Regions from separate parts of the Homo sapiens genome. Here region 2 is linked to region 1. The links are chromatin loops, found by intact Hi-C in ENCODE. Cell type or tissue: endothelial cell of umbilical vein. All regions are shown on one strand. Each heading gives the region's core, and the rest is flanking DNA. Links, peaks and the distances in the headings are about the cores only.

Evidence for each region. A loop is a pair of places that touch in the nucleus more often than their neighbours do. Peaks named below come from ENCODE experiments on the same cell type or tissue, not always from the same donor. Only the 100,000 strongest peaks of a DNase experiment are listed, where the experiment ranks them.
Region 2: it touches region 1 in a loop (9-fold over the local background); 8 of 110 quality-filtered maps call a loop at or near these places.

Annotation. Positions count from the first base shown.
Region 1 is chr2:25,848,847-25,856,435 of GRCh38, reverse strand. The region is part of intron 1 of ASXL2 (ASXL transcriptional regulator 2); the gene reads left to right. Among named protein-coding and RNA genes, the nearest start is that of ASXL2, 26 kb to the left of the region's middle. In endothelial cell of umbilical vein, for the core only: a CTCF peak has its summit at 4,327 (motif pointing left); a DNase peak (open chromatin) is centred at 4,335; H3K27ac peaks cover 447 bases.
Region 2 is chr2:25,987,403-25,994,991 of GRCh38, reverse strand. It overlaps the pseudogene UQCRHP2. Among named protein-coding and RNA genes, the nearest start is that of KIF3C, 8.7 kb to the right of the region's middle. RefSeq lists a silencer at 3,145-3,194. In endothelial cell of umbilical vein, for the core only: a CTCF peak has its summit at 3,285 (motif pointing left); a DNase peak (open chromatin) is centred at 3,241.

The DNA of each region.
Region 1 (7,589 bases), core at 1,937-5,936:
TGGACAGACCCAGGTCTTCCAGACCTGCTTCCTGAAATAAACACTGGTGTCAAAAAAAAAAAAAAAAAAAAAGTATAGGCCAGGTGAGCAGTGGCTCATGCCTGTAATCCCAGCACTTTGGGAGGCTGAGGTGGGCGGATCACCTGAGGTTAGGAGTTTGAGACCAGCCTGGCCGACATGGTGAAACCCCATCTCTAATAAAAATACAAAAATTAGCTGGGCATGGTGGTACAGGCCTGTAGTCCCAGCTACTTGGGAGGCTGAGGCAGGAGAATTGCTTGAACCCAGGAGGCGGAGGTTGCAGTGACCCGAGATTGCACTGCTGCACTCCAGCCTGGCGACAAAGTGAGACTCCGTCTCAAAAAACAAAAAACAAAAATTAGGTATGGTGGTGCATGCCTGTAATCCCAGCTACTCGGGAGGCTGAGGTCAGAGAATTGCTTGAACCCGGGAGACGGAGGCTGTGGTGAGCTGAGATCACGCCACTGCACTGCAGCCTGGCCGACAGAGCGAGACTCTGTCTCTAAATAAATAAATAAATAAATAAATAAATGCATTATCAAGATTGTGTTTCTGTCTCTCTCTCTTTTTTTTTTTTTTGAGACGGAGTCTCGCTCTGTCGCCCAGGCTGGAGTGCAGTGGCACGATCTCGGCTCACTGCAACCTCTGCCTCCCGGGATCAAGCAGTCCACTCAGCCTCTTGAGTAGCTGGGACCACAGGTGTGTGCCAGCATGCTCGGCTAATTTTTATATTTTTATTTATTTATTTGAGACAAGAGTCTCACTCTGTCGCCCAGCCTGGAGTGCAGTGGCATGATCTCAGCTCACTGCAACCTCCACCTCCTGGGTTCAAGTGATTCTCCTGCCTCAGCTTCCCAAGTTGAGATTACAGGCATGCACCACCACACCCAGCTCATTTTTGTGTTTTTAGCAGAGACGGGGTTTTGGCATGTTGGCCAGGCTAGTCTCAAACTCCTGACCTCAGGGAATCTGCCCGCCTTGGCCTTCCAAAGTGCTGAGATTACAGGCATGAGCTTAATTTTTATATTTTTAGTAGGGATAGAGTTTCACCATGTTTCCCAGGCTGGTCTCTAACTCCTGGGCTCAAAGCAATCCACCCACCTCGGCCTCCCAAGAAGTGCTGGGATTACAGATGTGAGCCACTGCGCCTGGCCTGTTACCAAGTTACTATCTATAAAGGTGTATCATTTTACCCTCTCCACTGTTTAGTGTGTATGTGCCTGTCTGATTCAACTCTTGAAGAATTTAATATTACCAGTTTAAAAATCTTTGCTATTTTGTTGAGTGATAGATAAACTTTGAGGTATCTGTCAAAAGGAGTAGGGAAGGTATGTCATATACAGAGCAGCATGAGCGAAGGTGGCATGCTGGCAGTGTGTGAGCGGCACTGTCTGCCAGAGCTGAGGAGGTTCTTGAGGGATATGTGTGTTGCAGGACACTGAAAGTTTCTATTTGGATGTGTTTCTTAATGGCTTGTGCTCTACAGTAAGCCTGTTCTTGACATCAGCTCCTCAAGACAGACACTGGCAGCAGTCTCTTAAAATGGCTTACTATAGAGGATGAGTGGAATAGGTCATAGTCTCTGCTGCAGTAGCTGGTTCCAAGGCCGTATTAATATTCATCATCTCCTTCTGCCACTGCCTAGTCTAGATTTCCGTCACTCATGGCCAGACTGCAGCTGATCAAGGTTGCTTGCCTGAAGCCATCATTCCTGAGGAGTCTAAGCCCCTATTTCTCTTTTCCATATCATGCCTTTGCCATATGCTGTACTTGCCTTTTATCATTAGATGTGGAAGCACTGAGGAGCACCTACTAGGTTAAGCTACAAATTGCTGTCACCTTCAGAGCCACCGAAGTGGTTGGCTCTTCTTTTTGAGGAATTATAACAGGGTTCTGAGAGTTGGATTCTGCTGATGACAAGTTGGACAACTCAGCAGCAGCAGTGGCTCTTTTCATTAATTAGCTGACAAAACCTTAGGCAAGTTATTTAATTTCTCTGCACTTCAGTTTTCACATCTGAAAAAAAATGGGCTGATAGTATCTACCTCATAGGTTTATTGTAAAGGTTAAATAAGCTAATATATCTAAATCACTTAGAATAGTGCTTGGCAGTTAAATGCTAGATAAGTATTAACTGTTAGTGTTATTAACTCTAAAGAGTTTGAAGAGAGTTTGGTTGAGAGCTTTTTTTCTTGAACTAGGGAGTGTGTATAACCTCCAGACTTTTTGGATAATTAAAAGAATCCAAGCTAGGAAAGACTAAACCCAAGTGACTTGATAGAGCTGTTCAGAATTGAGGGACCCCTAGGTAAACTATGCCCATGAGCTTACAATGTCAGCTTCTGTAATCTTCTCTGTATATCTGTAGGTGCCTCTCTGTATAGGTTTCGTATTTAAGTATTCTCAGCTACTTTTACACTCAAGTTTCTGCGCCCAAATCTGTAAATTTATTTGCATTTTCCCTCACCTTTTATCCTTTTTTAAAAAGAGGCATTTTTACTAGTGTCTGAAGCTAATCTTGCCACATATGTTCCTAATTCCATCAGCCAACCATTAAGTGTTTTAGATCTGTCATATAATAGGCACTAGTAATACTAGATGAATAAGGCTGGGCATGGTGGTTCACACTTGTAGTCCTAGCTACTTGGGAGGCTGAGGCAGGAGGATTGCTTGAGCCCAGGAGTTCGAGGCTGCAGTGAGCTATGATCATGTACTCCAGCTATAAAACTGCATGCCACCTTGGGCGACAGAGTGAGTCCCTGTCTCAAAAACAAAAAAACGGTGCACTGTGATAAGCAGTACTGGGGATGTATACGGTGCTGCTATAGGAGCATGGCTATTTTTGAAGCCATGGGAGGATGAAAATGTCCAAGGAGAGTAGACACTGAGGAGAAAAGAACCCTGAAGAAGACCAACATTAAAAGACTGTGGAGAATGAGGAAGTTGCTAGTAGAGAGGTAGAGTAGAGTGAACCACAAGAGTCTAGTGTGACAGAAGCTGAACAGAAAAGTGCATCTCAGGACACAGGTAGTGATCAGTAGATAACTGCTAAACAGCCAGGTAAGGACTTTTTCCCTCTTTCCTCCAAAGGCTCTGTTAGATCACATTTCTGTCTAAATACCATGTGTTCCTTGTTACTCTCATGTGTTGAGCTCCTGAACTCAGGTGAGTGAGTGTATAGTGAGTTTGGTAGCTGAGGGAAACCGCATCCTCTGAATTCATTTTGTTCTTGAGTATCAAATCGGAACTAGTACCTCAAGCTCAGATAATGAGGGATTTGTCAAAAACCGTATGTGAAATTACTTGCCACTCATGGTGGAAAGGGGGAAGATGGGATATGCAGGGATATTTGGGTCTCCCTTATGCTGGTTCAGTGCAACTTCATTTGACAAAACAATTATTCCTCAATTCCACATGTTCTGTTTCCTTTATTGTCCTAGAAAGAGTTGTTTTAATCCCCTATTACTACCTTTAGACTCCCAGTCAGTGCTAAATCCCCTCACATCTGATTTCTTCCCTCCGCATTAAGTGGAATCCGAATTTACAAAGCTAATTAAACATCCCTTTGTTGACAAATACAGGGGATACATTTCTGTTGTTATCTCAGCTTCTAGGCAGCATTTGACATTGTTGACCACCTAAACCTTAGAATACTTTTGTCTTTTCTGAAACAGCAGTGTTTTCTGGTTTTCTTCTCATCTCTCTGGTCATTTAGTTTATTTCCTAGTTTTTCTTCTCTGGCTCTTAAACGTTGATATATTGTTCTATAGCAGAAGCCCTCATCTCTTCTCACTCTATATTGGCTGATCTGATTTACTGGTATGGCACAAGTTACCCTAATTAAAGCTTTTGGGCAGTAAATGAGCCTTTTAACACTGATAGAACTTTATATATAGATCACTGTGTTACTTATTTGGACATTTAAAATGTAGCAGTCATATAGATTATACAAAATTCAGACTCTGCACATCTGTATATCTGGAATGAACTCATAATGTAATAGTAATTGAAATATTCCCGTTATTTAGGCTAGAATCAAACTTGAATCTTAGAGGCAACTCAGTTATTCTCGAGTGTTAGAAAATATAATTTTTAAATCCTTTTTATTAACTGAATTGGGAATCTACAAGCTAAGAAGTAAATATATTAAGCACCCTTTAAAAATCTAGCTTTAAATCTATGTAGTGTTGATTTTAGTTATTCTGAGTGGTTATTCATATTGTCATAAAGTAGTTTCTAAAAATTGTACTTTAAAGTTTCCATGAGCAGTTCAGTGGAATGAGGTTTGTTTGATAAACACTGCCCTCCTGTGGTTAACGTAAGCTAACAGTTTTGCAAAACTACTGTAGTCATTTCCGCTTGTGGAAGATAATGTAATGGTTCATACAGCATGTTTGCTCAGTAATATATGTGGCCAAGAAAGGGTTTTTTTCCCTCATTCTCTCCCTCTTGGTTTTTTCCTAGTGTGTCTGCACATTCTTCTCATTTCTATCCATGCACATTTTCTTTCTTTTTTTGGTGGGGGAGGCAGAGTCTCATTGTGTCACCGAGGCTGGAGTCCAGTGGCACGATCTCGGCTCATGGCAACCCCCACCTCCCAGGCTCAAGCGGTTCTCGTGCCTCAGCCTCCCGAGTAGCTGGGATAACAGGCGTGTGCCACCATACCCAGCTAATTTTTGTATCTTTAGTAGAACCAGGGTTTGGTCATGTTGGCCAGGCTGGTCATGACTGAGCCCGGCCCATGCACTTTTTCTTATGTGAATTATAAGAGTTAAATGTAAACGAATACAGAAAAAGTATTAAGCTATCAAAGGGAGGGAAGCTACATTTAAGTGTAAACATGCTTAAAGAAATAGAAAAGACCAGTCAGTTACAATACATAAAATTAATAAAAACTTTAATGGAAAATCAATAGTGATAAAAAGATGAAGAATAAACTGGAAGAAAGGGTTTGTAGTAAATGTGACAGTAAATGTTTCAATATATTTAATGTAAATTAGAGAGCTCTCACAAATGGTATATAAGTGGACAATAGCCAATGAATAGCCAATTCACAAGTGAGGAAATACAGTAATTAAAGCACAAAAGTATATTTAAATCCATAATGCTGCTTTATAAAATGATACTCATATTAATAGTGGTATTTGAAACAGAAATCAAATCACCTTTGGAGCATGCCAGAAAACCAGCTAATTATTCTGAAAACAGTAAATACAAAAATAAGTTACTTATCCTGCCCTTTTCTTTCTTTCTTTTTTTTTTTTTTTGGAGAAGGAGTTTTGCTCTTGTTGCCCAGGCTGGAGTGCAGTGGCACAATGTTGGCTCATTGCAACTTTCGCCTCCCAGGTTCAAGTGATTCTCCTGCCTCCTGCCTCAGCCTTCGGAGTAGCTGGGATTACAGGCATGCGCCCCCACACCTGGCTAATTTTTGTAGTTTTAGTAGAGATGAGGTTTCACCATGTTGGCCAGGCTGGTCTCAAACTCCTGACCTCAGGTGGTCCACCTGCCTTGGCCTGCTGGGATTACAGGCGTGAGCCACCGCATGCAGCCTTATCCTGCTTTTTTAATATGAATTGTACCTCGGGTAACCAAATAGATAGTGGAAAGCATCTATTTTTAGAAGGACTCTGGCTTATAAATGAAAAAGGAACGATAGACTATCAGCACTTTCCAGCCCCTAAATAAAATGATGGAGATAGTGATCATCGGTGGCTGCTAAAACAATTAGATTGAAATGCTGATGGGAAACTTTATAATAAGTGGATCAGATAGACCACATCTATCCCACTGATATATCTTAGCATCTCAAAAAAGAGATCATAGATGTTTTGTGTGTTCTGATGTGGTGTGGTAGGAAGTATACCATAAGCCTATGAAGTTTTCTTGCTAAAATAAAATCTGAATCTGAGCAAGCCTCTAGATTTCGATTCTAATTTTCAGGAAATGCAAGGGACAGAGGACCATACGATTAGCAAAATACAGAATGTGTGTAACTACAATACAGTTTACTAGTTTTTTCTCTAAGTAAATTGGAAGAAAAAGTGAGAGAAACCCATAGATTAAAAGATACTTCAAGACATGTGTTAGCCAAATGCAGTATATGTGGGTCTATTGATTTGAACAAACCAACTGTTTAAAAAAAGTGGTTTTTCCCTGTAAATTTGGGACATTGACTAAATAATTTGATATTAAGGAATTATAGTCATTTTCTGAGGTGTAAAAAAAAAAATTTAAGTCCTTGTTTTCAGAGATATATACTACAATAATAATGAATGAAATGTCTGAGGCTTGCTTCAGAATAACCCAGTTTGTGGACGGAGGGTGTCTGAAGGTATGGAGGAAACAAGATAGGCCATGTGTTGATAATTGTTGAAAATGGGTGATGGGTATGTGGTGGTTCATTGTAATGTTCTCTCTCATTTGGTGAATTTTTTTTAGATTTCCATAATAAAAAGTTTTAAAAGTGTAATATTTAAGTCTTTAATTGAAAAACATTTTTCTTTCTCCCCAAAACTATAGCTTTAAGTAGTCTGAAAAAATTTAGTATAATACTTTTCTAAATTAAAACTAATTTTAGGCCAGGCATGGTAGCTCACATCTGTAATCCTGGCACTTTGGGAGGCTGAGGCAGGTGGAATGTTGAGCCCAGGAATTTGAGACCAGCCTGGACAACATGGCAAAACCCCATCTCTACAAAAAGTACAAAAACCCAGCAGTTCGAGACCGGCCTGGGCAACATGGCAAAACCCTGTCTCTACAAAAAAATACAAAAATTAGCCAGGTGTGGTGGCATATGCCTATAGTCCTAGCTACTCAGGAGACTGAGACAGGAGGATAGCTTGAGCCTGGGAGGCGGAGGTTGCAGTGAGCTGTGATTGCACCACCGCACTCCAGCCTGGGCAATACAGTGAGACCCTGTCTCAAAAAAGACAACAAAAAACTTTTTTTTTTTTTTTTTTTTTGAGTCAGAGTCTCACTCTTTCATCCAGGCTAGAGTACCGTGGCGCTGTCTCGTCTCACTGTAGCCTCTGCCTCCTGGGTTCAAGTGATTCTTGAATTCTTGAACCAGCCTCCTGAGTAACTGGGATTACAGGCGCCCAGCCACCACCACCCCCAGCTAACTTTTTGTGTGTGTTTTTACCAGAGGCAGGGAATCTCCATGTTGGCCAGGCTGGTCTTGAACTTCTGGCCTCAAGTGATCTGCCTTCCTTGGCCTCCCAAAGTGCTGGGATTACAGGTGTGAGCCACTGTTCCTGGCCTAAAAAAAAACTAATTCTAAATGCCTAGCATTTAAAGGAAACTGTGATAAACATTTTTTTAAAAGAAAATAAATATTCCATATATATATATGTAAATTTTTTTTTTTTTTGAGACGGAGTTTCGCTCTTGTCATCCAGGTTGGAGCGCAATGGTGTGATCTCAGCTCACTGCAACCTCCGCCTCCTGGTCCAAGCGGTTTTCCTGCCTCAGCCTCCGTAGTAGCCGGGACTACAGGCACCTGCCACCATGCCCAGTTAATTTTTGTATTTTTAGTAGAGACGGTGTTTCACCACATTGGCCAGGCTGGT
Region 2 (7,589 bases), core at 1,294-5,293, 140 kb before region 1:
ATGTGATTGAGAGGATACACACTCATCACAGAGCTCCAGCCACTCCTGGGCCTTTACACATTTCTCCAACTGCTGGCATTGCTCTCTCACTGTTGTTAGGGGATCCTGATGTAGAAACACTAATTCCCCCTCTTCTTCTTCCTCCTCCTTAGGATCTCCAGACTCGGTCAGCATCTTTCGCTCGTCCTCCAGTCCTATGTCTGGCTACGGTTCTGGATTCAACACGAGCAGCAACTGCGGCACCTAATCCACTTCAGGATCTAGAAGGACTTGTAAGAGTCACTCAGCTGATATCCGGCGATCTGGCCTGAAGTCAATATGCCGTCATTATTAACCTACAAAATGAGAATTCATGTGATTCAACCCAGTATTTCACACACACACAAAATAATTTACCAAGGCTGGGCGCGGTGGCTCACGCCTGTAATCTCAGCACTTAGGAAGGCCAAGGCGGGTGGATAACCTGAGGTCGGGAGTTCGAGACCAGCCTGACCAACATGGAGAAAGCCCATCTCTACTAAAAATACAAAATTAGCCAGGCGTGGTGGCACATGCCTGTAATCCCAGCTAATAGGGAGGCTGAGGCAGGAGAATCTCTTGAACCCGGAAGGCAGAGGTTGTGGTGAGCCGAGATCGCACCATTGCACTCCAGCCTGGACAACAACAGCGAAAATCTGTCTCAAAAAAAAAAAAAAAATTACATTAAGTTAAGCAGCCATTCAAAATGATGGTTGTGGCTGGGCACGGTGGTTCACACCTGTAATCCCAACACTTTCAGAGGCCAAAGATGGCGAATTGCTTGAGTCCAAGAGTTTGAGACCAGCCTGAGCAACATAGTGAAACCCCATCTCTACAAAAAATAAAAAACAAAAAAATTAGCGGAGTGCCGTGGTGCTGTAGTCCCAGCTACTTGGGAGGCTGAGGTGGGAGGATCACCTGAGCACAGGAGGTCAAGGCTGCAGTGAAACGTGGTTGCACCACTGCACTCTAGTCTGGGTGACAGAGTGTGACCCTGTCTCAAAAAAAAAAAAAGGAAAAGAAAAAAAGATAGTTGTGAAAACTATTAATAGCTTAATTCACCATTTATTCATTAAGCAAATATCTCCTGGGGTCTTATCATGAACCAGGCATATTTCTTTTTTTTTTTTTTCCCGAGACGGAGTTTCACTCTGTCGCCCAGGCTGGAATGCAAAGGAGCCATCTCGACTCATGGCAACCTCCGCTTCCCGGGTTCAAGTGATTCTCCTGCCTCAGCCTCCCAAGTAGCTGGTACTACAGGTGCCCGCCACCACACCCGGCTAATTTTTGTATTTTTAGTAGAGACGGGGTTTCACCATGTTGGCCAGGATGGTCTCGATCTCTTGTCCTCATGATCTGCCTGCCTCAGCCTTCGAAAGTGCTGGGATTACAGGCATGAGCCACTGTGCCGGGCCTGAACCAGGCATATTTCTAGGCACTGGGAGAAATTATCTCATTGCACATTAATGGGAAGAAGAAAACATAAACAGATAAAGAAATATCTAGAATGTCATATTGTGGTAAGTGCTGTGAAGAAAAACAAAATGGAGTAAGGATATAGGGAATGACAAAGAAGTATTTTAGGAAGCACGGACAAAAAAGCTTCTCTGAGGAGATGACATTTGCAAATACAAGTGAATGACAGGAAGGAGGGAAGCCGAGTGAGACGCTGGGAGAGAGAGCTTGCAGGCAGAGGAAAGAGCAAGTGCGCAGGCCCTCAAGCTGGAAGGTGCTTGGCAGGACTGAGGAACAAGGAGGCCAGTGTTGTTGGATGAGAGTAGGGAAGGGGGGAATAGGAACACATGATACAGGAGAAGGGACCAGGAGCTTGATAGAGTACAGTGTACGTGCCCCAACAAGGACTTTGGATTTCATTCTTTTCTTTCTTTCTTTTTTTTTTTTTTTTTTTTTGAGGCAGAGTCTCTCTCTGTCACCCAGGCTGGAGTGCAGTGGCATGATCTCGGCTCACTGTAACCTCCGTCTTCCGGGTTCAAGTGATTCTCCTGCCTCAGCCTCCCAAGTAGCTGGGATTACAGGCATGCACTACCATGCCCGGCTAATTTTTTGTATTTGTAATAGAGACAGGGTTTTGCCATGTTGGCCAAGCTGGTCTTGAACTCCTGACCTCAGGTGATTCGCCCACCTCAGCCTCCCAAAGTACTGGGATAACAGGCGTAAGCCAGTGCGCCCAGCCTGGATTTCGTTCTGAGAGGGATGAGACGTCATTGGAGGATGGAGAGGAGGAGGTAGGATGATTTGATATGTAGTTCTGAAGGAAGACTCTAGCTGTTCTGTCGCAGAGGAAGAGTAGGAGGATAAGGGTGGAACCAGGGGTTCCTGTTAAAATACTACTGCAGCGTGCAGGTGAGAGATGTAGGGGGCATGGACTAAGAGGGTAGTGGTGGTAGCATGGAGAGTTTTGGAATCAGGATCAACAGATTTTCTAAGTAGAACCGGGATAGCATTTGTTGATGAATTGTATTTAGGGTAAGAGGAAGAGGAGTCAACATGTACGATGCTTTAAAACAAAATTGAGACAATTCTATATAGAGTTTGGTCAAAACTCTTTTAAAAATGTTCTTAAATTACTTTTGGAACAAGACACTTACTTATAGCAAATTAGAAGAACTCGAGTTGGGGAGACACAATATATTCATAGATGGATGGATAGCACCATTTAAAAAAGCAGATGGTAATTGCACATCGTACAAATTGCCCCAGAAGGTAAGGAAAGGAAGAGGCCCCTAGGTCTGGAGGAGGCAGGTAGTGTTGAAAGAGGAAGGTAGAGTTAGACCAGATAGAGGTGGATTGAGGGCTGAGCCTCAGGGCTTAGGACAGGGTGGTAGGAAAAACACTGTCTTTCGAGTGGGAGGAATTAGGCTCAAGTTCCAGTGCAGCCACTTACCAGGTAAGTGAATGTGAAGATTAGATAAAACATCTGTGACCCACCCATTAGGTTCTCAGTAAAGGGGAACAACTATGAACTGTTCTTTTTATAATATCCAGAGTCTTAATTTTCAGATTTTTCTATGATTTTTTTATTTAGGTTGACAAATCCTGTTCACCAGAAATTACAGCAGAGATTGTAGACAGGAAGCTGCAGAGGAAAGAGGCACAATGAGAAATCAAGCTTGGACACATTTGGTAGACTCCTATAGTTAGGTAATAACTCATACAGTTAGGTAATTGCATAACGATTGATAGCCCAGAAATTGGAGCTCATCCAGTAATTCTGTCACATAGTCATGTCTCCCTCTGCTGGCAAAACTTGGTTTGTTTGTTTTTGGTTTTGGTTTTGAGATGTCGCCCAGGCTGGAGTGCAGTGGTACGATCTCGGCTCACTGCAACCTCCACCTCCCAGGTTCAAGTGATTCTCCTGCCTCAGCCTCCTGAGTAGCTGGGATTACAGGCTCGTGCCACTAGGCCTGGCTAATTTTTGTATTTTTAGTAGAGACGGGGTTTCGCCATGTTGGCCGGGGTGGTCTTGAACTCCTGACCTCAGGTGATTTACCACCCACCTCAGCCTCCCTAAGTGGTGGGATTACAGGCGTGAGCCACCGCACCTGGCCTGTTTTTTGTTTTGTTTTTTTAGAGACAGGGTCTCCCTCTGTTGCCCAGGCTGGTCTCAAACTCCCAGGCTCAAGGGATCCTTTTGCCTCAGCCTCCCGAAGTACTAGGATAACAGGTGTGAGTCATTACACCCAGCCAGAACTTGGTTTTTGTAGGGTAAATCCAAACCTGAATTACTTGTATTTGAACATTTGTAGACCCCAGGATTACCAAAGAGTGAACTCTGTCTTCTTTGTAGAATCTTACTGTGGCTGTCATTGGGACCACACTGGAAGAAGGTGGTGGAACGGGAATCCCCTGTGGAAAAATGACTTTTGTTGTTGTTGTTGTTGTTGAGACAGAGTCTCGCTCCATCACCTAGGCTGGAGTGCAGGGGCGCAATCTCAGCTCACTGCAACCTCTGCCTCCCAGGTTCAAGCGATTCTCCTGCCTCAGCCTCCTCAGTAGCTGGGACTACAGGCACCTACCACCACACCTGGCTAATTAAGGTATTTTTGGTAGAGGCAGGGTTTCTCCATGTTGGCCAGGCTGGTCTTGAACTCCTGACCTCAAGCAATCTGCCTGCCTTGGCCTCCCAAAATGCAGGGAAATACAGGCGTGAGACACTGCGCCCTGCCAAGAACTTTCATTATCAAAGGAAATGCAGCAAAGGAGCTTCTTCCTCCCACCAAGCCAGTGACGGGTCTGTATTCAATGAAGTTGTCATTCAAACCAGGACTGGGAAGCAACTGATCTGTACCTTACCATCATAGGAAGCTCACCCCGTAGCACAGGGGAAACACTAGGAGGGCTGCAGGTTTGGAGTCTGTAGACTGTGCCACTTGGCTGCGTTTCCTTTCTTAGTCACTTAATCAGTCTGAAGCTTAGGGTCCTCCTTATAATGTGAGGATATTAATAGTTTCTCCTTTCCTGGGATTTATGTGAAGATCAAGTGAGTAACAAATGTGATAATACTTTATTAACTGTTAATCACACTACAAATCTAAGGGTTTATTACTGTGATTTCTTTGTCTCACCTTTCCATTCTCTTGCCTTGAAGGTTTTTTTTTCTTTTCTTTGAGACAGAGTTTCGCTCTTACTGCCCAGGCTGGAGTGCAATGGCACGATCTCGGCTCACTGCAACATCCACCTCCTGAGTTGAAGCGATTCTCCTGCCTCAGCCTCCCGAATAGCTGGTATTGCAGGCGCCCGGCTAATTTTTGTATTTTTTAGTAGAGACAGAGTTTCTCCATGTTGGCCAGGCTGGTCTTGAACTCCTGACTTTGTTATCCGCCCACCTCAGTCTCCCAAAGTGTTGGGATTACAGGCGTGAGCCACCACGCTCGGCCTTTTTAATACATATTTATTTATTTATTTATTTATTTATTTATTTATTTATTTATTCTTGCCTTGAAGGTCTTTAAACATTCATTCATGGCCAGGTGCGGTGGCTGATGCCTGTAATCCCAGCACTTTGGGAGGCCGAGGCAGGTGGATCACCTAAGGTCGGGAGTTCGAGACCAGCCTGACCAACATGGAGAAACCCTGTCTCTACTAAAAATATACACAAAAAATTAGCTGGATGTGGTGGCGCATCCCTGTAATCCCAGCTACTTGGGAGGCTGAGGCAGGAGAATCACTTGAACCTGGGAGGCAGAGGTTGTGGTGAGCCGAGATCGCACCATTGCACTCCAGCCTGGGCAACAAGAGCAAAACTCTGTCTCAAAAAAAAAAAAATTAATTCATTTGCTTAATGGCCAATATTAACTATATTAACTATATAACAATATTATATAATAAATATATTAACTATATATATATATATATTTTTTTTTTTTTTTAAATAGGGTCTCTCTCTGTTGCCCAGGCTGGAGTGCAGTGATGCAATCTTGGCTCACTGCAACCTCTGCCTCCTGGGCTCAAGCCATCCTCCCACCTCAGCTTCCTGAGTAGCTAGGACTACAGCCACATGCCACCACACCTGACTAATTTTTGTGTTTTTTGTTGAGGTGAGGTTTTGGCATGTTGGCCAGGCTGGTCTCGAACTCCCGAGCTCAAGCAATCCACTGGCCTGGCCTCCCAAAGTGCTGAGGTTACAGGCATGAGCCACCGCCCTCGGGCAAATACTAACTACCTTAATTGCAGCCAGAACTGTGTTGGGTATGGGAAAAGGAGACACAAAGACAAAAAACATGGCCCTTGTCTTCAACACTTTATGGTGAGAGAGACAGACTCAGTTAGCCACAGTACAAGTCAAACTGTGATGAGTACTAGGGGTCTAGCTAAACAGAGAGCTATAGCAACATGAAGAGAGGAAATTTTTTTTCTTTTTTACAAATTAATTAATTTTTTTAAAAGATGGGGGTTTCAGTATGTTGCCCAGGCTGGTCTTGAACTTCAGCGCTTAAGTGATCCACTGGCCTCAACCTCCCAAAGTGCTGGGATTACAGGCATGAGCCATCGCACCTGGCCAAAAGGAAAAATAATTCTGGTAGAGTCAGGGGAGTCAAATAAGTCTTCCCAGAAGAGGTGATGCTCATATGGGACTTTATTTATTTGAAAAAATATTTATTGAGCACAAACTATGTACTGGAAGCTGCACTAGTCTTTGTGATCACAAAAATGAATAAAGCAGACATGTTATGACCTCACAGACCAGAGGAGGTGGACAAATTATGATTTAATTATACTTGTACTAATTTCTATGAAGGAAAGTACAGGGAAGGATGAGAACCTATTACAGAGGGACATACCTAGGTTGGTAAATCAAGAAAAATATCCTTAGGGAGGGACATTCAAGCTGAAATCCAAAGGATGAAGAGAAGGTATCTAGGCAAAGATGGTGAGGATAAATATTCTAGAAGCAGAGACACAATGTGTAAAGGCCCTGTGACAGGAAGCTGGAAGGGAGCTGAAGAAGGTCATTGTAACTAGAGCACGAGGGGCAAGATGGAGAGTGGCATGTGATGTGACAGACATGTGCACAGGTGCCATGTTGTGCAGGGCGTTGCTGACTGTGTTAATGATGTGGAGTTTACATTAAGACCAGTAAGAACTGGCCGGGCATGGTGGCTTACGCCTGTAATCCCAGCACTTTGGGAGGCCAGGGTGGCTGGATCACCAGGTCAGGAGATCAAGGCCATCTTGACCAACATGATGAAACCTCGTCTCTACTAAAAATGCAAAAATTAGCTGAGCTTGGTGGCGCGCACCTGTAGTCCTGGCTACTCAGGAGGCTGAGACAGCGAGAATCACTTGAACCCGGGAGGCAGAGGTTACATGGAGCCAAGATCGTGCCACTGTACTCCAGCCTGGCGACAGACAGGGACTCCATCTCAAAAAAAAAAAAAATTCAATGAGAAGCACTGGAAGCTTTTTTTTTTCTTTTTTTTGACAGAGTCTTGTTCTGTCACCCAGGCTGGAGTGCAGTGGCGCGATCTTGGCCCACTACAGCCTCTGCCTCCCGGGTTCAAGTGATTCTCCTGCCTCAGCCTCCCGAGTAGCTGAGACTACAGGCGCGCGCCACCACACCTGGCTCATTTTTGTGTTTTTAGCAGAGACGGGGTTTCACCATGTTGGCCAGGATGATCTCGATCTCCTGACCTCGTGATCCGCCAGCCTCTGCCTCCCAAAGTGCTGGGATTATAGGCATGAGCCACTGCACCCGGCCTGGAAGCTTTTTAAGCATGGGGTGACATGATCAGATAGGTGTTTTTACTTTTACTTTTTTTTTGAGACAGCGTTTCACTTTGTCTCCCAGGCTAGAGTGCAAGTGGTGTGATCTTGGCTCACTGCAACCTCTGCCTCCCAGGTTCAAGCAATTCTCCTGCCTCAGCCTCCCAAGTAGCTGGGATCACAGGCCTGTGCCACCACACCTGGCTGATTTTTTTGTATTTTTAGTAGAGATGGGGTTTCACCATGTTGGCCATGCTGGTCTTGAACTCCTGACCTCAGGTGATCCACCTGCCTTGGCCTCCCAAAGTGCTGGGATTACAGGCATGAACCATAGCGCCCGGCTGATT